Regions from separate parts of the Homo sapiens genome. Here all the other regions are linked to region 4. A link is a contact called in ENCODE Hi-C or POLR2A ChIA-PET data. All regions are on one chromosome and are shown on one strand. The core of a region is the stretch at or near the end of the contact, and the rest is flanking DNA. Distances in the headings are between cores, read along the strand shown. Region 1 holds the start of PEX13 (peroxisomal biogenesis factor 13). Region 2 holds the start of XPO1 (exportin 1). Region 3 overlaps LOC107985767 (a long non-coding RNA gene). Region 4 holds the start of UGP2 (UDP-glucose pyrophosphorylase 2).

Region 1 (4,889 bases), core at 1,035-3,534, 2.8 Mb before region 4:
GTTGCAGTAAGCCCAGGACTTTGGGAGGCTGAGGCAGGAGGATCATGAGGTCAGGAGATCGAGACCATCCTGGCTAACACGATGAAATCCCATCTCTACTAAAAATACAAAAAATTAGCCATGCGTGGTGGCACGCACCTGTAGTCCCAGCTACTCAGGAGGCTGAGGCAGGAGAATCGCCCGAACCCAGGAGGCAGAGGTTGCAGAGAGCCAAAATCGTGCCACTGTACTCCAGTCTGGGCAACAGAGCGAGACTCCATCTCAATAAATAAATAAATAAGATCTGTGTGGTCAAGGTCAAGTCATTACTATTTACTAGTGATCTGGATCCCTTTTCCCAGCCCATTTAATCTACTTTGATGCAGAGAAGAGATCGGATGCTGTGAGGGGCGAATATAAGCATTTACAGTGCATCTCTGACTACATACACAGAGAAACTGTTTCTGTTTCACCTGTTACTCTAAGTTATTTTTTCTCCATTAGTTAAGGTCAAGAATTTTACTTAATTCAGAAGTAACATTTAACTCAAAAAGAGACAGAAGAAATACACCCTCTTCCAATAAATCAATAAGCACTTTAAAAGGACACTTAATGAAGATTTCCCTCGATACTTAAATAGCTATATTAAAATTTATTTTATTTTCCATGGCTAGAAGACAATGTTTATTTTTCCAGTAAGTTCACAAGAACAAAGGTATCATGCAAAGTAAATAAATGACACATTACAATCTCCTGGCTCTGAGAAGTTCCCAAACCTGATTGATGAGAATTACAAAACTTCCAGTCCTGAGTAATTTGAAGAGGTCTAAAAATAGACCCCAAAAAAGACCTCTTTTGAATGTGTGTTAATAAACGAGCTATGAATTTACAAACCTCTCAACATCATTTTCACCTACCAACAATTTATCAACTTCTCAAGAATGTTAACATTAAAAGGAGAAAATACGTTACGTCTTAAATTTGGTTTTTTCATCGTGAGATAATTAAATGCCAGGATTTCATAAGATATTAGAAATCGGTTGTCCATATTAGATTTATTATGTTTGAAAGCAAGCCCTGAGAAAGGCATTCCACAATGTAAGTTTTCCAGTGTTGGTTACCCTCAAGATGTTTGCTTTTCGTTTATGTGTTTGTTTTATAGAAATAACTCTGTAACAAGTTGCTACAAAGCCGCCTTTCATGTGTCAGGCTCCCTAGGAGGACTGAATCCCTCCTCCCCAAATCAAGGATAACTAGCCCAGTCTCTGGCTTACTGGAGGAGAGGAAGGACTTTATTTTCACCTCTTGGACGATTACAAAAACCAGTCATCGAAAACGAGAAAAGGGGCAGGGTATAAGAAAAACTAGCGAAATGACCAGACTGAGTCTCATATCCTAAGATCTTTTAAAACTCATTTCCCTACCGAAGGGTGTCATTCGTAACGCGGCGTGGGGCTGGGGGTGTGGATTTACGGAGAAAGAGGTGATCACACTTCACTGGGCTTCTGAAACATTCAGCTCTGGAATCTACTGTGGACTCTTGAAAAGTTCATCCCGAGATCTAACCTCAAGCCTCAGTTTTCGCCAAGCAAGCCCTTCCCCCTTCGGTCAGGTGCAACAAACTTCCCACTCACCCCTCCTTTGCTAACAAAGCCGCTCCAGCAGGAGAGAAACGAACTCTCTCCCGCCACACCTCTTTTGCACCCAGTCTGCACTCCTTCACCTCTTACCTACCCGCCTCACCTTCTCCCCAGACGCCGGAGCCTGAGATTTAACCCCTTCCGGCCCTCGAAGGGAAGAGGGAAGACTAAAGACAACGCACCTATTGCGTCTAGCAATTCTGTTCCCCGAGGAAACGTGCGTTTTAGAACAAAAGTACCAGCCCGCTCTCGCTAGGACTAAGTGAGCTTCTCCCTTCTTGTTTGTAGAGGAAATCCGAAAAACTGCCTGGTTTGCCACCTCACCCTACCTCCCCCACGAGCGAAGGAGTGCGTGCGGCTTTACTCCCAGCCCGACTGGTCCACTCCCAGAAAAGCCTCGGTGGGACTCCGACGTCTAGGGAGTTGTAGCCGCTACCAGAAATATCGATGAGCCTTTACCCTGAGGTTTAGAAAGGCAGCTCTTTCTGGGGCAAATACAAAGAGCGTGTTTCTTCCTACAAATTAGTGGCATCCTCCCGCTGTATGGATTCAGCTGGCAAAGTAACTCAAGCCTTGTCCTGACTGCAAGGGTGGGCGGGGTGGACGGCTCGGTGTTCTGCCCGTTGTGTCTTACGCTCCAGGTGCTGGTCTACGCGGGCCTGGACAGTCAGGGGTAGGAGCGGGAGCCGAGAGGAGGCGGAGGAGATGGCGTCCCAGCCGCCACCTCCCCCCAAACCCTGGGAGACCCGCCGAATTCCGGGAGCCGGACCGGGACCAGGACCGGGCCCCACTTTCCAGTGAGTGTGGGATTCTTCAGGCTGTGAGTTTAGTGGGCCCGAGCGGGGACTTGGCAGGAGGCGGTTGTAGCGGTTGTTAGTGGAGGTATTCCCTTCCCCCCTTTAACCAATACCCAACCTTGGGGATAGGGGCCGAGGTGGAGCTGGGGCGCTTACCAGTGGGGACTTTAGTGTCTCACAGCTGTTTCTGACCCGGCAGCTCTAATCAGCAACGTTTTTTTCGGGAGCTCCTGGGCGTCTCTCTGGGTCTCTGTGCTTGAAAGAAAGGGGGGCGGCTTCCTACCTACCGCTTCTGTTTTCACTTTGACAGAATGGCTTCTCTATCTTTAAAGCGTAGACTTTGGTCTGTAGCAGTTGAGAGCGGCATTTGTCCAGCCACGGCATCGACAGGGAGCAAAGTCTCTCCTTAAAGGTGTTAACCTCTCGAGAAGTTGCTGAAAGCCGGAAAGGTTTTACGCAACAGGAACTCAAGCCCCGTACACTTTGCATTCTTTTCCAGCATAACTCAGCCAGTGTTTCGGATCGAGATTGGAGAAGCAACTTTAAAGCAGGAGTTCTAGATCTGAGGCCTATGGATGGACTTTGTGTGCAAAATAGTGTATTTTTCTGAGGCCTGTATTTTTTTTTTGTTTGGTTTTTAATCAGTATCAGTTGGTTTCTAGGACTTTAAAAAGGCTAAAACATGCAGAGTTGGGAGTGTTTCGTGGCCTCGTGTGGCTTTTGTTTGGTAGTGCTGGACATCTTAATTCAGATAGGTGTGATTCAAATGTCAAATCACCTACTATTGTAGGTTTTCCTAAGCGTAAAAACCCCAACATATTGGAATGTATTTCTGCTGTATTCTGAAATCTTTTATTTAAACACTAAAATGCTTTAACACAGTAACGACTTAGTTTAATAAGGATATATACATAACAAGTAATAAGTTTGATTAGGCTGGTAAGCCACGGTGACATTATCTGCTACCTTTTTTTTGAGTGGGTTCTTTTTTCCCCATTTAGGCTGCTTGTCGAATGAGAGAGGTTTTATTTTTTGCATCTGTTAAAGTTCTTTTTATGTAAAATTAACCATTTTCCCACTTTATCGTGAAATATTTTAAACACAGAGACCAGTAGAGAGTAAGATAATACCTATATATTCACTACTCAACTTTAAACAGTGTTAACATTTGCCAGACTTATGTCGAATTTTTCAAAATAAAAGACGGCTAAACTCTCCCATTCTTCTTTATAGTGGTGACTATTGTCCTTATTTGGTGTTTCGCATACCCAGTAATGTTTTTATATTTTAGTACTTAGGTTTGTGCTATTTATATGCATTTTATATCTAAAACTTAACAATGTAACAATAATATATATTTTATATCTAATTACATGTTACTATTTATATATTATTTTTTGTATCTGTTTTTGTTTTTTCTGTTGCCCAATTTTCTATTGGCTTTATCTTTGCTTACCAATTTGTAAGAGTATTGTTAAACTAATCCTTTTTTGTTACTACATTTTGCTAATATTTTTCACTGTGTGGCTTCTCCTCTTTATATTTATGTTCAATTTTTTGTACAGATGTTTTTGATTTTAATACAGCCAAAATTGTCATATTTTATTGTTTATGCTTTTTGTCTTGGTTAAGAAATCCTGTCTACCTAGATCAGGACAGTTTTTCTGTATGTTTTCTTTTAAATCTTCCGGTTTTTTCATTTGCATTTAATCCACATGGAACTGACTTTGTATAAAAATCTAATTTTTTTTTCCATATAGGTAACTAATTGTCGCAGCACCATTTATTGAGTAGTCTATTCTTAGTTTTTAATGCCATCTATGTCATATCAAGGTTTCCTAAATATGTAGTTCTGTTTTGGGCATTTTCTGACTTTCTACTAGCACCACACTATCTTAATTACAGAATTTTATAAGTCTTGATATGTAGTATGTCAAGAGTTTCCACACATTGCTGTTCTTTGTAATTGCGCTCTTTACACTTAGTCCTTTATAAAAAGACTTACTGGGATTTTTATTGGAACTGAGCTGAATTTATGGATCAAGTAAGTTTTTATTCCATGAATATTGTATAAGCTACAATTGGTGGGAATTTATCTTTTTGCCTTAAATATCTTATAATTATCCACTTTGGGAGACTGGGCGGGCAGATCACGAGGTCAGGAGATCGAGACCATCCTGGCTAACTCGGAGAAACCCCGTCTCTACTAAAAATACAAAAAAACATTAGCTGGGTGCGGTGGCGGGCACCTGTAGTCCCAGCTAATCAGGAGGCTGAGGCAGGAGAATGGCGTGAACCCACGAGGCGGAGCTTGCAGTGAGCCAAGATCACGCCACTGCACTGCAGCCTGGGCAACAGAGGGAGACTCCATCTCAAACAACAACAACAACAAAAAACTTATAATTACCTCCATGAAATTTTTTTCCATATTTTATTTTTTATTCCTAGATTATTTTTGCTGTAGTAGTTGCAA
Region 2 (4,903 bases), core at 366-2,865, 2.3 Mb before region 4:
AGGCGCCTTAAGTTCACCGCCCCTTTCTCTATGCAGCATGGCCTCGGCGTGATCAGAGGAGGTCCGGGCTGAGCCAGTACTGAATGCTTCCTCTACTACACCACTTCCTCCCACCCAACCCAAACTCACAGACATCGGAATGAAGGAGAATCAGGGCATCCTCCACTGTACAAGGCCAACAGTAAATGGTTTAACCAACTTATCACATTCAAACCCCTGAAAAGGAACTACAAGACGGAATCCCATGTGCAGGCCCCTGAAAAACTGATCTTTCCTACTTCACATGCCACTCTGCAAAACCGGAGAGCTTTCGAGTTTCCTTGCTGGAGGAACAGGGAGTCGGCAGCCCCTCCCTCCCCCATCCCAAGCTCTCCACCGAGGGGGCCACGTGATGCAGGCGGACGTTTCAATGCTGCTGCACTAAATATTTCTGGAAACTTCCACTCCTAATAATTTACAGAGATGTTCCTGAAATCACCCCAACTTCTCCCCAGCCCCAGGGGCTGGGGAACCCCTCCCACCCCGCGCGGGGCCCCGCTTCACTATCACACTCCTCGCCTTCCTCCACCGCCACCCGCACACGCGAATGACCCAGCAAGCGCTCCCCTCCCGAGGCCGCCTCCCCGCCTCCATCCCCCAGCGGCAAAAGCGGCTCCATTCAATCGCAGGCTCCGCTGTGGGCCCGCCGCGCCCCCGGCCCGCCCGCCGCCTCCCGGGCTCGCTTCCCGCGGCCGCCGCCGCCGCGCCCCACGCCGGCCTCCTCCCGCCCGCCCGGCCGCGCCGCCGCCCGACCCTCGGCCCCGAAGACACAGTCGACTTACCCAGAGATTGAACCAACTGCTCCTTCCTTCCTCGTTGGGGGATTAGGGCGAGGGAAGGTGGGGAGGGGGGAGAGGGGACGAATCAAGGTGGGTTTCAGTTTTCCCACCTCAAAAAAGGAAATTAAAAAAACGGACAGGAAAAGGGCAAAAAGAGCTCAATAATATTTACTATTTCAGGGACGCTTCCCCCAACACACACACACACACACACACACACACACACCCGCCCCCCCCCAAAAGGGGAATTAATCTGGGGAATAAATGCTCCCGCCCGGCTGGGGAGTGAGGGAAGGGGGAGGGAACGGGGTCAAGTCCCAAAGATTCAGCCCCAGGGGGACCCTCCAGCCACAGGCAGCAGCAGAAGCGGCAGGAGTAGGGGGTGTAGAGTCCACACGGCCGGGGAGACGCTCTGCTGCCAGTTGCAGTCCGACTCCCCCCTACCAAAACACGGCTCCCTCTCTCACGCGGCTCCGGCGCTGGCCCCCCCCCCCCCAAGGCTCGCCTAAACTTTCCCCCCTTCTCTTGTTCCTCAGCGACTGGTGGTTCCCCCCTCCCCCTCTGGGTGGTTGCACGGACTGCAGCAGCAAAGACTGGAACAGGCACCGCCGCCGGGGCTGTAGCTACTGTTGCTCTTGCTGATGCTGTAGCTCCCGCTGCTCCTGCCGCGGCCGCTGCAGCCGCTTCTCCCCCTCCTCCTAGTGCCTCAAACTCGGAACCGGTTGAAACCGGTTCAGACTGGGAGATTCCATCTCGGTTGAGTTTTCAGCCCATGGCGCCGCGGAGCGTTTGGAACCTGGGCCTCCGCCCCCAGCCCGCCCTCCTATTGGTCAGTTCCAGCTACAGCCGCGCCATGAGCCTATCTCTCATTGGCCCGAGCGCCAGTCAATCCCGCCTCACGGCTCCACACGAGCCCGCCGCTTCGGCCCCTACCTCTTTTCAGCAGCGATTTGCCCGCAGAGTGGGGGAGGGGAAGTGGGGAGGGTCGAAAGGCAAGAGGAGAGGGGTGGAGGAGGAGGAGGTGGGACGAAGAGCAGGGATGAGTAGAAAAGAGAGCGAAGGAAAGCCGCGTGGAGGATTCGTTCGAACGAGCTGTCAATCAAGAGCAGCCCGCCCTCGAGCTCTCGACTTCCCTTCCCCCTGCGGCCCTCTCCCTCCCGGTGCCTAGTTCGCAGGCCCGGCCTTTCTCGCCCGCTCATTGGCTGGGCCTCTTCGGTGACGGAGAGGGTGGGGCGCAGCTCGTGAGCTGGTGGCGGCGCGAGTTTGATCGGGGCGCGCGGCAGCGTTCTCTTTGCTTCCCCCGGACTCGGCCGGCCCGCCCCCACCGGCTCCCGCCAACCTGCGGGGGCCTGAGCCCGCGGGAATCAGGATCCGCCCTTCGGATGGGGGCTGCGTTCGGAAAAGGGAGGGCACACCCAGTTTTGAACTCTGGAAGGGGTGGAGAAAAGAGGGAAAAAGAACGCTTCCGAGGCCAATTTTAGGCCCCAGACCTCTCTAATCCATTTTAGAGGCCTGGTTTTGGGGCCAGGTAGCTGAGAGAGGGGTTGGGGTGAGGCGCAGGGCGTGCATTCTTGGCGCCTCGTGATCTTCTCAGGGTGTCGGAAAAGATATCGAAATACTTCTTGGGAAAGTCTCCTTAAAATTTCAACTCTGTCTCTCCAGGCTGGAATTTGGCTGCTTCAACAAGCAACCTTTCCTGAAAACCAAAACATTGTAATCCCAAGTGATTGGTTTGACAGCGCATGTTTTGGCTGGCTGAGCTTGCATGCCAACTGCGTCCCACCTGGTGCCCTTGATCTGCAACACTCAGATTTTCCTTTTACCCTAGCTGCACTTCACGTACTAAATCATCATCAAATAGTATTTTCTGTGAAAGTCACATGCACGTTGCCTTTCACGTGGTTGCCTCTCGTTTGTTCCCAAGCGTCCTCCAAATCAGCTTTACAGATTGTTCTTTGCTTAAGAGCAAATAGCCCACCAAAATTTACTAGGCCCTTTGTGCCACCAAGAGGTAGATAAATGATTTATTGAATTAATAACAATTTTCTTTAGCAAATGTTCATCCACGATGGACTATGGCTAACCTCAAAGCACCACTTATTCTAACTCCCCCTCCAATAAAGAAAAACGCAACAACTCAATGTTTAGATGTACCAGAATTATTTTGGATGATTTTCAGACCTAAGTTTTTATTCATTACATAAATGAATAATATCAAGCCATTTTATATACATATATAATACATATATAATGTACTATGTATGATATATGATGTGCAGTGGGCCCTCTGTATCCTGGGTTCCCCATCCTCAGTTTCAACCAGCCCTGGGTGGAAAACATTAAAAAACAACAACAACAATAAAAATAATACAAAATAAAACGCAATGCAGTATATTTACATAGCATTTACATTGTATAAGGCATTATAAGCAATGTAGAGATGATTTAAAGTTTACATCGTATAAGGTATTATAAGCAATCTAGAGATGAAAGTAACGGGAAGTTTACAAATACAGTATATGCAAATACAGTAAATCCTCACTTAACATGGTCATGGAGAGGATCTTGGAAACTGCGACTTTAAACACAAGGATAGGCCAGGCATGGTGGTTCATGCCTTTAATCCCAGCACTTTGGGAGGCCGAGGCAGGCAGATCACTTGAGGTCAGGAGTTCGAGACCAGCCTGGCCACATGGTGAAACCCCTCTCTACTGAAGATACAAAAATTAACCTGGCGTGGTGGTGGGCACTTGTAATCCCAGCTACTCGGGAGGCTAAGCGGGGAGAATGGCTGGAACCCGGGAGGCAGAGGCTGCAGTGAGCGGAGATCACGCTACTGCAGTCCAGCCTGGGCAACAGAACGGGACTCGTTCTCAAAACAAACAAACAACAATAAAAAAAACCTACAAGGACATATAACAAAATCAATTTTACCATAGGCCTGTAATCCCAGCATTTTGGGAGGCAAAGGTGGGAGGATCACTTGAGCCCAGAAGTTCAAGACCAGCCTGGGCAACATGGCAAAACCTGGTCTCTACCAAAAATACAATAATTAGCTGGGCATGGTGGCATGCGCCTGTAGTCCCAACTACTCGGGAGGCTGAGGTGAAAGGATCACTTGAGCCTGAGAGGTTGAGGCTGCATGAGCTGTGATGATGCCATCATGCAGACTGTACACTCCAGCCTGGGTGACAGAGTGAGACACTGTCTCAAAAAAAATTACCAATCTAACTCTGACAAAAGTGTGATTGTGTATGATGCTAAAACAGGGTGAGAGAGAAAGGATCTTTTTTTTTTTTTTTTTTTGGAAAAAGTATCTCACTGTGTCTCTCCCAGGCTGAAAGGATCCTCCCTGACTCAGCCATCTGAGCAGCTGGAACTGTAGATGCATGCCACCATGCCTAGCTAGTTTTTTGTAAATAAATATATATATATATAATATATATTATACATTATAAATATATACATATATGTAATACATATATATGTAAATATATACATATAAATGTAAATATATGTGTGTGTGTATATATATATATATATATATATATTTTTTTTTTTTTTTTGTAGAAAGGGGTTTTGCCATGTTACCCAGGCTGATCTCAAACTCCTGTAGGCGAGTGATCCTCCTGCCTCAGCCTCCCAAAGTGCTGGGATTATAGGCCTGAGCCACCTTGCCCAGTCAGGATACTCATTTCAAGAAAAAATTGACCTGGGAAGATAAAGTATGGGTTGCACCCCTATTTCCATCAAGCTCAATTTAGTGTGGAGAATATTTATGGAAAATTATGAGTATTCTGTCTGTGATGTTAAGACCCCAGTGAATAATCTACGTAGAGTCTGTGAAGCCTCAAATCAATCAGGAGCAGAATCAGCAGTTGCCTGCAGGTGAGTTGCTACCTTTTGAGAACATAGTGAAAAAGTAGGTGACAAGGCTGCTAAATCTAGGAGTTACAGTTTGATAGTCTGAGAAATCTGTACAGTTCTTCTATGAGGTGACATTGAACAATGGGTCCCAAGAATCTCTTACTCATGGAGAAATGAGAGAAGTGTATCACTTAACTTGGACCATTCTCAGACAGGAC
Region 3 (5,248 bases), core at 1,612-4,111, 2.1 Mb before region 4:
ATTCTAGAAATATGCATTTATCCAGCAGGCTATGTGACATCCCCATTTGGATGTCTACAGGCATCTAAACAAGCCAAAAACAAAACTGATCTGAAGAGCTTCATATTGCTCTTCATTCAGCTCACCATTTCATAATAGTAACTCCATTCTTCCACTTGCTCAGGCCCAAATCTGGGAATCATTCTTGACTCTTACTCCTCCTCTCACGTCCCACATGCACTCCATTAGAACACCCAGTGTTCCATTCCTGCAAAACCTATTCATAGTCGGACTGCTTCTCACTACCTCCTGCTCTGCCAGTTTAGTCCAAATCACCATCATTGCTTGCCTGAATCATTGCGATAGCCTCACAATTGATGCTCCACTTCTATCCATGGCCCCCTCACTCGATTTTTTACCCAGTGAAGTGATACTTTTAATATTCAAGTTAGATCATGTTCGTTTTCTGTTTAAAACTCTCCTGTGGTTTCCCATTCTACTCAGGATGAAATAAGCTCTTCTACGATGTGTCTATACCACCACGATCTCCACCCACTCTTATCTCATTTCCTATAGCTTTCCATTGTTCACCCTAGTCTGTCCACAATGGTATCCTTGCCATTCCTCAGTTATGCCAAGCACACCCCGTCTCAGAATCTTTGTACTTCTAATATTCTCCAGACATTCATAGGTAATACCCTAACTTCCTTAATAGCTAGGCCTTTCCTAACTACCCCCGTATAAAATAAATTTTCTCATCTCTCTCTGTCCCCTTACCCTGATTTTTTTTTTAATTAGCTGCCTCAGGACATCTTCGAATACCTTGATTTATTATTCTTCATAGCATTATTTTATAATATTTCATTTTTAAATAATTATAGAGTCATACGTAGTTGTAAGAAATTATACAAAGATTCTGTGTGCCCTTTACTCAGTTTCCCACAATGGTCACATTTTACAAAACTGTAGTAAACTATCACGACTAAGAAATTGACATTGCTGGCCGGGCGCGGTTGCTCACACCTGTAATCCCAGCACTTTGGGAGGCCGAGGCGGGCAGATCACGAGGTCAGGAGATCGAGACCATGCTGGCTAACACGGTGAAACCCAGTCTCTACTAAAAATACAAAAAGAAATTAGCTGGGCGTGGTGGCGTGCGCCTGTAGTCTCAGCTACTCGGGAGGCTGAGGCAGAATGGCGTGAACCCGGGAGGCGGGGCTTGCAGTGAACCAAGATCGCGCCACTGCACTCCAGCCTTGGGCGACAGAGCGAGACTCCGTCTCAAAAAAAAAAAAAAAAAAAAAAAAAAAAGAAATTGACATTGCTACAGTCAAGATACAGAGTATTTCCACAGTTCCACTACCCCAGAATCCTTCATGCTGCCCTTTTATAGCCACACCCACTTCCCTTCAACCCCCACCCCCTCCTTAACCCCTGACAACCACTAATCCGTTCTCTATTTCTATCGTTTTGTTACTTCAAGAATGTTATATAGCACAGGCACAGTGGCTCACTTTTGTAATCCCAGCACTTTGGGAGGCGGAGGTGGACGGATCACTTGAGGTCAGGAATTCAAGACCAGCCTGGCCAACATGGTGAAACCCCATCTCTACTAAAAATACAAAACTTAGCAGGGCATGGTGGCACGTGCCTGTAATCCCAGCTACTCGAGAGGTTGAGGCAGGAGAATCTCCCGAACCCAGGAGGCAGAGGTTGCAGTGAGCAGAGATCACACTGCTGCACTCCTGCCTGGGCAACAGAGGGAGATCCGTCTCAAAAAAACAAAAAACAAAACAAAAAACAAAAAACAAAACCACAACAACACAGATTCCTGGGGTCCATCTCCAGAGTTATTGATTCAGTAGGTCTGGGGTATGGGTCAAGAATCTGAATTTCTGACTAGTTCCCTGATGATGCTGATGCTGCTGATTCATGGACCACACTTTGAAAATAACTGTCTTAGAACATTTTAAAATTTCCCTCCTCATCTTCACCTGCCTGATTTATTACTTAACCTTTAGTCCTTCCCTCATCTCAATACATGGTGTTCCATGACACACTGTACTTACCTCATCACCTATCATACTCTACTGTAAAATCTTATTTAAATGTTTCTTGCTCACCAGACTGTATCCTCAACACCTAGCACAGAGTCTGGCACAGAATAGGCACTCAATTTATATGATGACTGAATAAATTCCTTAATTTTGACACTTTAATAGATTCAACTGAAGCAATATCTGTACAGCCATAGGATATTTAGAAGGAAATGCTCCTATGTACTAGAAATAAGAAATGAAAACATCAAGGCAAGGATCTCTTGATTGATAGGTTTAAGGAAAAATACATTAAGGTTTTTTTAGTTAAGATTTACTCGGAAGTTTTTGTGTTTATTGCAGTTCATTTCAACCAAAACACCACACTGAAATAATGATGGACAACAAAGGTCAAGAATTCAAGTTGATTAAAAACAAACAAACAAACAAACAAACAGAAAACTTGACCTTTTTTTTTTTTAATAATTGCTTCAAAGTCTGTATTTTGTTCTTCTAAAAGTGCACTCTTGCTGGGCGTGATGGCTCACACCTGTAATCCCAGCACTTTGGAAGGCCAAGGCAGGTGGATCACCTGAGGTCAGGAGTTCGAGACCAGCCTGGCCAACTTTGTGAATCCCCATCTCTACTAAAAATACAAAAATTTGTCAGGCGTGGTGGCGGGCGCTTGTAATCCCAGCTACTTGGGAGGCTGAGGCAGGCGAATCACTTAAACTAGGGAGGCAGAGGTTGCAGTGAGCTGAGATTGCACCATTGCACTCCAGCCTGTGCAATGGAGCAATATTCTGTATCAAAAAAAAAAAGGGCACTCTTTGCCTTCAGACTAAACACCCCAAACCACAAGACTATCTAACACAGCCAAGCCTTGAAAACAACTCTTTGACTCACATCTGGCCAGATGTTGAAATCTGAACATATTTGCTTGTAGAGGTCTACAAATCATAGTCTAAAATTTCAAAACAAAGAAAAAAACTGTAGAAACCTGAAGTTTTTCATAAGTTCGTGGCAAACTCATTTAGCAGCAAAATCTGACCTGAACAGATGTGTATCTGTTTCTAGCCTTTGTTTATCCTACTTATGGTTAATACTAATGCATTTTTTGCATGCATATTTTGGTTTGATTACAAGATTCTGCTCCAGATCCTGCTGGGCTGTTACAGAATATATGGGATATGCATTATATTCCTGTCTAAAATCCTGATAACTCTCAGTTCTGAAACACATCTGGCAAGAAAGAATTTGGATACAGGATTATGTCCCTATGCTAAGAATGAGATATGAATTTCTCTTAATCTCTGTTATCTAGTCTACTCTAAATATTTATCCAAATTATACCCTCTGTTATCTTATTGTTTTGTATGTGAAAATCAGTCTTGAAAGTAGTTTTCTTCATTTTATCTATTTTAATATCAGTTGAATGTGTTGGAAATTCAATGTTCCTATTCATATGTTAGACTTTCTTTTTAAATCAGGTTATAGGAAATTCTATACTTCTTTGGGATCCTTGTGGCTCACTTACATCAGATGAATCATCGTCATCCTCATATGAATCATCGCCAGAACAATTTCAAAGCATAGAACTATAAAATATATCTAGTGGATAACATTATTTTGGAATGCATTTGGAAGATTAATGTCACATTTAAAAGCCATTGACATTTGGTAGTCTCAACAGATGAAAGCCAAATTTTTGCAGATTAAGATGTGAAGGGGGAATGACAAACTGAAATTATTGCAAAGAGCAAAAAAAAAAAATCCACCTAAAATATATTTAGGAATGAACTGAACAAGAAATGTATGGATCTATGTGAAGAAAATGCTACTGGGAAACTTTAAAAGAAAACTTGGGTAAATGGAGGACCACATGTTTTCAGGTGGCATATTTAGTTTCAAAACAAAGAAAAGTCAGTCAGGTGAGCTTAAATTGAAAGGGGTTTATTTTATTTTATTTTATTTTATTTTATTTTATTTTATTTTATTTTATTTTATTTTATTTATTTTTTGAGATGGAGTCGTGCTCTGTCACCCAGGCAGGAGTACAGTGGTGCGATCTCGGCTGACTGCAACCTCCGCCTCCCAGGTTCAAGCGACTCTTCCGCCTCAGCCTCTCGAGTAGCTGGGATTACAGGCGCGTGCCACCATGCCCGGCTAATTTTTGTATTTTTAGTAGAGACAGGGTTTCGCCATGTTGGTCAGGCTGGTCTCGAACTCCTGACCTGAGGTGATCCCCCTGCCTCTGCCTCTCGAAGTGCTGGGATTATAGGCATGAACCACCACGTCTGGCCAAAAAGGGGTCTATTTGAAGGAGGAGAGGGGGTACCTTGTGGAGATCCCTAAGAGTGGACAGGGCAGTAGAGCCTTAGTAGTGGCAAGCTAGGACCTGGAAAGCCCCAGAACCATGGGCAGGTAATCCATCATACCCCTCTGGGGCCACAGGACTTCATAACTGCTTCTCTGTGAATCTGCTTCTTTCTGCAGCCTTGCTTTCTCTGTACTGCATACATGTAGATCAAACATCTCTCCCTCCTTTTCCCTTACTTTCTAGGTCAAGAGACAAGTTAAAACCATGTAACTGCACATTTCCAGGAAAGAGAATCTGATTGGACCAGCTTGAATCAGTTTTCTACCCGCCTCTATTCCAATCAGCTATGGCAAGGGAGAAGCGGGTTAATAAAGGATAAGGATGCCAACTGGGATGTGGGGAAGTGCTGGAGCAAACTGCCTGGCATGTGCATTATAAATAGATGAGCACGTCCATATTGTGGAAAGGCAACAGGACAAGAGGACAGGCTCTGGGGTCAAATTGCCTGGCTTTGACTTTTGACCTTGCCACTTATTAGCAGCTTCACTTTGGACAAATTATTCAATTTCTTTTTCTTTTTTGAGATGGAGTCTCGCTCTGTCACCCAGGTGGGAGTGCAGTGGCGTGATCTCGGCTCACTGCAACCTCCACCTCCCAGGTTCAAGCAATTCTCCTGCCTCAGCCTCCCGAGTAGCTGGGACTACAGGTCCGTGCCACCATGCCCGGCTAATATTTTGTATTTTTAGTAGAGATGGGGTTGCACCGTGTTAGCCAGGAGGTTTTGATCTCCTGACCTCGTGATCTGCCCGCCTCAGCCTCCCAAAGTGCTGGGATTACAGGCGTGAGCCACCGCGCCTGGCCAAATTATTCAATTTCTTTATGCCTCGGTTACCCCATCTGTAACATGAGGGTG
Region 4 (4,737 bases), core at 857-3,356:
TAGACATCTGGATTTTAGACACTTGTTTTGTCTGGGGAAAATTCGTTTTACGGCCGAGAGGTTTTTGAGTGTAATCTTTTTGGATTTCATGTAAGAAACACAGTACCAATGGTTGTCATTCTCTAGTATAACAATTTTTCACTAGCCTTTTCTGTGTTGTTTGTTCTAATAACATTTCCATATAAAGACGTAGAACCAAAAAATCAAAGTTCCTTTGTTTAGACAATGAGTCATTAAAAAATTCTCACTTTACCTTGGTTGATTAGTGCTGCCCAAAGCCTCAAACTCTTCTGTAATTACCGTACTTGTTTATTGAAGGCACTTAAGAGAAGGCGCTGGCAAATCATCTGCCCTGGTGCGGGCTATTTGAGTCTTAAAGTGGAAATGCAAAGTCTGAAATGCACTCGCTGCCAGGCACACTGAGTCTTAGATGCAGGTGGGGTTGACGGTACCAGGTGTGATTTGACAAGCCGTGGGCTGGCCCTGTAACAGTCCCCAGGCTAGTGTCAAGTTCCGTGTAACATCCTCTTTCCTTGAGGACTTCAAGAATCTACCAAAAGAAAAGCATCTCTTGAGGAGTAACTTAGGCCAGTTCCACGTTGAAGAGAAAAGTAAACGCCTATCACAGCAGCTCTACAGGATTAGGAACCGGGGCAATGGGGATGGTGGTGGTTCCGGTGAGGGAGCCTTCACTTGTCACTTTCTTCAATGCCTAAACCCTCCTTTTGTTAGCTGGCCCACACAGGCCAATGCCTACTCCCTAACGCATCCTCACCCTCCCCCAACCAGATGTGATGAGGGGAGCAAGCGTCCCCTGAGAAGCGTCTGGGCTCCCTCGGGGCAGCTGCGGTGGGGAGCTCCGGCTCTATCCGCAGGGCTTTCTTTAGTCCCTAGTCAGCGGGAATATTTTTACTGATTGGAAAAATAACCAGTCGTGCTCAGGTGCTCTCCCTCACTGAGATATACTGGCGAGGCTTCCCTGGCCGCAACGCCGCCGTAAGTGCTGCTCCCACGCGCGGTATCCCCGCGTACTGCTCAGTGCCCAACTCCGACGGGCTCTCAAGTGCCGCAACGCCCCGCCCCTTGCCACCTCCACACGTCTCATTGGCCAGAGCCTGCGTCCGCCTCGGCTCCTGACTGGCGGCTGCGCCTGTCGGTCCGTGCGGCAGGGACATTTCCGCATTGAAGGGGCTGCTCCGAATGGAGGGGGAGGGGAGGTGTTTAGGAGAAAGTAGGGGCTGTGGGTGTCGGGAGCCGGCTGACGGGTGGACAAGGGGGGGTTAGCAGCTGGGCTGCGACCGTTAGGGAGGGGCTCAAGGTGTGCATGTGTGAGGGAAGAGAGAGAGAGAGAAGGGCGCCTCAGAGGTGACTTTCAGCCTGCGAGCCTTCTTCCCGGGGCGCCATAAACGCCCCCAATTTCCCAGCTGCTAAAGGAAGAGGAAGGTGGGTCTCGCTGGCGGCTTGAGGAGGGGCGGGGTTGGGCTTCCGGCGACCCCCTGGATGAGTGTGTTTCCCGCTCTCGCTGGCCCGCTGTGTGGTCTCGGAGGCGGAATTTGGGCTTCTGAGGAGCGCAGGGCAGGCGGGGCGAGAATATGTACGGGAAGGGTCGGTGCCCTCCCTTGGGACTCCCGCGCCGGTGCACGGGTCTGCCTCTAGCCGGTGACCCCTTAGTGTCCGCTGCGGGGGAGGGGCAGCGTAGCCTTCGGCCCCTACCGAGAAAAAGCTGCGGCCGGGTTTCACTGCTCGAGGCGGGAAGGCGGGGAGCTGAGGCCCCGACCGGTCGGCCAGCCAGAGCGTGGAATTGGTAGCGCCTCCTAGTCCCAGGATGTTTATGGCTGGTGAAAATGGTTGCACTGCCCCCGCTGGCCGGCCTCGCCCGCCTCCCCGACCCCTGCTTGGGCGGGAGCCGCTGTTAACCGGGGTTTTCGGGGGAGGCGTTTGGGGCCTGGACGGCGGCGCGGGGAGGGGGCAGCTAGGGGCGCGGCCTGCCAGTGCCTCCTGCAGTACAGCCCTGGAGGGCGTGGGGACTTGGGGGCGGTGAAATAGCCGCTGTAGGTCCGCCTCTTTCATTGAAGAAATTTAAGTTCGTGTGGTTTTACCTTTTCCGGGAGTCTCCAGCTGGCCCTCATTTGTGTCCGGAGCTCAGGAGTTCCCAAACCGACTCAGTCGCACCAAGTTTCCGTCTTTTGGAATTGGGGAAGGAGTTTCTTTCTTTCTTTTCTTTTTTCTTGAGCCAGTTTTAATCGCTTTGAATAAATACTCCCTTAAGTAGTTAAATATAGGAGGAGAAAGAATACATCGGTTGTTAAAGCAGGAGAGGAAGAGAGACCTGCCCTGTAGCGTGACTCCTCTAGAAAAAAAAAAAAAAAGCCGGAGTATTTTACTAAGCCCCTAAAATGTCGAGATTTGTACAAGGTAAGAAATGCTGCTGCTTATATCCCGAGTTGCTTCAGGCAAATTTGGGTACTGACAGTGGAGAGGTTGGTGGGTGGTTTGGAAGTGGAAATGTTCATTTGAGATAACATTTGCGAAACCCTTTTCGTTGAATTGTCATCTGAGCTGCCTTGAGCTGCTGGGTTGACGTTCCAGACGCGTATAATTTATGCTCCTGTACCCTGCTGGGTTTAGTTTTGCCTCCCTGAAATCAGGTTAGTAGTACCGTCGCTTTCCTGGATAGTGGCTGTAAGTGATAAAACAGGATTTTTGGCTGCTAATTAATCCTTGTTCTCTTTTCCTGGTCTGTGTCAAGGTACCTGTGCGTGCACGCAGACGGGAAGGGCTGGGGAAGCGGGAGGACTGAGAAAAGCCGGGTGGGTTTTGCCGGGACTGTTGGGGAAGCTTTAGTGTTCTCCGCTTCTACTTCGTTTGTGTGTACGTGGTTTGCGTCTCAGATTCACTTATTGCGAAACTGGGAGTAGCCCGAAGAAGCTGGAGGTCATTTCAGCTGGAGAAATGACTTTGCTGCATTGCTGTGTTTATTTTTTCCTTTTTTGAACTATGAAAAGATGATTAAGGTTCCTTTGAAGTTTGAAAACTGCTCTCTAAATTCCACATGTGTATTTAAAAAGGGTTAGGGAATGCCTCAACTGAGATTATCAGTAACGTGTATATGAATGCATGTGTGTACGGTGTACTCACTGAAATTGGTGCTGGCATAAACCTTTGACACCAGTTTGTAGCATGAGATTTGCCTTCTGGTATGCAAGTAAACTCTTTCCTTGTAGACTCCAGTGTGTGAAAGCTTCAGCCATCTTGATGAACACACAGCTAGTAAAGTTCACAAACACTTATTATGCTTCCTGATAAATGTAGGTGTACTTTTGGAAAAAAAAAGTTGTGTCAGTAATGGCCATCATTTGACCCTGGGAATAAAAATGCCCTACTGAGTTCTACATCGCTTTATTAACTCTTCTTTAAATTTTGTGTAGTAGATTAAAGTAAGAGAATTCGACTGCCTGTGTTATTATCGAAACAGATCGAACGCTATGCTTGCCTTTAGCGCTAAGCTCAGAAATGTCACTTGTTATTAGACTTTCAAATTCATGTTATACCTTATATGTGGTAAGAGATGCTTATGTTCTGATTGAGTAAATGTCTTATTCAAGAATAGAAAGGCAGAACTGTTAGAAACGTACTGGTTTTGTAATAACAATATTCAGTTACCATAAAGGCGGTATTTTGCAAGAATATGCTAGGTAAAAGTGGACAAGTTACTTCTCTTTAAAAGTTAGAAATATTAATAAACCCAAGGTGTTCCATGTAGAGTTATGCTTTAGAATAGGTTGCAGAATTGGCAAGCATTGACTGATTTCACAGCCTTTGCTGTAATGCCAACTTGTCCTCAGAAGATTCAAAATCAAGTGGTAAGAGTTGCTGTGTATGTTTGTCATTACTTTGTCATCCACTTTTTTTAAAAAAACTTTTTATATTTTGGAATACTTCAGGATTTATAGAAAAGTTGCACATTTGTCAAAACTAAGAAATTAACATAGGTACATTACTGTTAACTAAAGGCTTTGTTCAGATTACAGTTCCCATGATTCACTCTAAGATACCAGATTGCACTTAGTTGCCAGCCACTTTTTTTCTTTTTTCTTTTTCTTTCTTCTTTTTTTGTCAAGGTCTTACTGTGTTGTCCACGCTGGAGTACAGTGGGTATTCACAGGAACAATCATAGTGCACTACAGCCTCAAGCCCCTGGGCTCAAGCTGTCCTCCTGCGTTAGCCTCCTGAGTAGATGGGACTTAGGCATATGCCATAGCCTATAGTTGTCATACATTTTTACTTTAAATGGTAGTTTTCCTTTTAAGATGGGCAGTTTTGCACAAGAATATGACACCTCCTCAAAATTTTTTGACATGAATGTGCTCCTGTTTATCATTGTTTAAATTTTGTACAGTGTGAGCCCTCTATATGTTTAACTCTGCTGCTGTTGTAAATGATAAACCTAATTGGCAAATGACACAGCTGTCTCCACAAAAGAGCTTTCAAGTGTAAGGGTTGGAAATTTTGGTTTTGATTATTTTTTTAAGCAAATCAAATTCTTTGATCTTTGCTGCAGAAAATATTGATATTTCCAATCACTGGCACTTAGTAGTTCATGCTCCTTCATAGGGGAAAGAGTTAACAAATGTTAGGTTTCTAACTTTTTTTTTTCATGGGTTTTCTCAAGCTTTATAAGAGTCCTGAGATGTAGATTTTTTATCCTGCCCTTACAGGTGAGGAAAGTTAAGTATC

The links. Hi-C counts contacts between places; a loop is a spot of excess contacts on that map. ChIA-PET counts read pairs that join two places held with the same protein, here RNA polymerase II (POLR2A). Pooled maps may share reads with other maps.
Region 1: a map of naive thymus-derived CD4-positive, alpha-beta T cell shows a loop between it and region 4 (5-fold over the local background). The contact joins the promoter of PEX13 here to the promoter of UGP2 in region 4. A Hi-C loop is called at or near these places in 1 of 168 maps with a recorded cell type or tissue (naive thymus-derived CD4-positive, alpha-beta T cell), 1 of 37 single-sample maps with no recorded cell type and 8 of 50 pooled maps.
Region 2: a map of CD8-positive, alpha-beta T cell shows a loop between it and region 4 (12-fold over the local background). The contact joins the promoter of XPO1 here to the promoter of UGP2 in region 4. A Hi-C loop is called at or near these places in 3 of 168 maps with a recorded cell type or tissue (CD8-positive, alpha-beta T cell and naive thymus-derived CD4-positive, alpha-beta T cell), 2 of 37 single-sample maps with no recorded cell type and 17 of 50 pooled maps. POLR2A ChIA-PET finds 5 or more read pairs at or near these places in 2 of 52 experiments (CD4-positive, alpha-beta T cell and activated B cell).
Region 3: a map of B cell shows a loop between it and region 4 (17-fold over the local background). The contact joins the enhancer-like site here to the promoter of UGP2 in region 4. A Hi-C loop is called at or near these places in 4 of 168 maps with a recorded cell type or tissue (B cell, CD4-positive, alpha-beta memory T cell, CD8-positive, alpha-beta T cell and 1 more), 2 of 37 single-sample maps with no recorded cell type and 12 of 50 pooled maps.

What each region holds. Positions count from the first base shown.
Region 1 is chr2:61,015,436-61,020,324 of GRCh38, forward strand. It overlaps PEX13 (peroxisomal biogenesis factor 13), which reads left to right and starts at 2,285. Exons shown (of 4, transcript NM_002618.4): 1 at 2,285-2,416. The coding sequence starts at 2,325. PUS10 (pseudouridine synthase 10) reads right to left here and starts at 2,820. Exons shown (of 18, transcript NM_144709.4): 1 at 2,573-2,820. RefSeq lists an enhancer at 2,692-2,741.
Region 2 is chr2:61,536,741-61,541,643 of GRCh38, forward strand. It overlaps XPO1 (exportin 1), which reads right to left and starts at 1,616. Exons shown (of 25, transcript NM_003400.4): 1 at 822-1,616. RefSeq lists enhancers at 187-246, 1,341-1,600, 2,169-2,958 and a silencer at 2,091-2,230.
Region 3 is chr2:61,756,315-61,761,562 of GRCh38, forward strand. All of the region lies in intron 1 of LOC107985767 (a long non-coding RNA gene), which reads right to left. Among named protein-coding and RNA genes, the nearest start is that of FAM161A, 95 kb to the right of the region's middle. Within about 2 kb of position 2,862, at least 5 of the 41 ENCODE cell types and tissues checked have a DNase peak (open chromatin) inside an H3K27ac peak, as active enhancers do.
Region 4 is chr2:63,839,790-63,844,526 of GRCh38, forward strand. UGP2 (UDP-glucose pyrophosphorylase 2) reads left to right here and starts at 2,107. Exons shown (of 10, transcript NM_006759.4): 1 at 2,107-2,415. The coding sequence starts at 2,397. It also overlaps a transcript of WDPCP not described here. RefSeq lists enhancers at 1,114-1,293, 2,164-2,213 and a silencer at 1,754-2,063.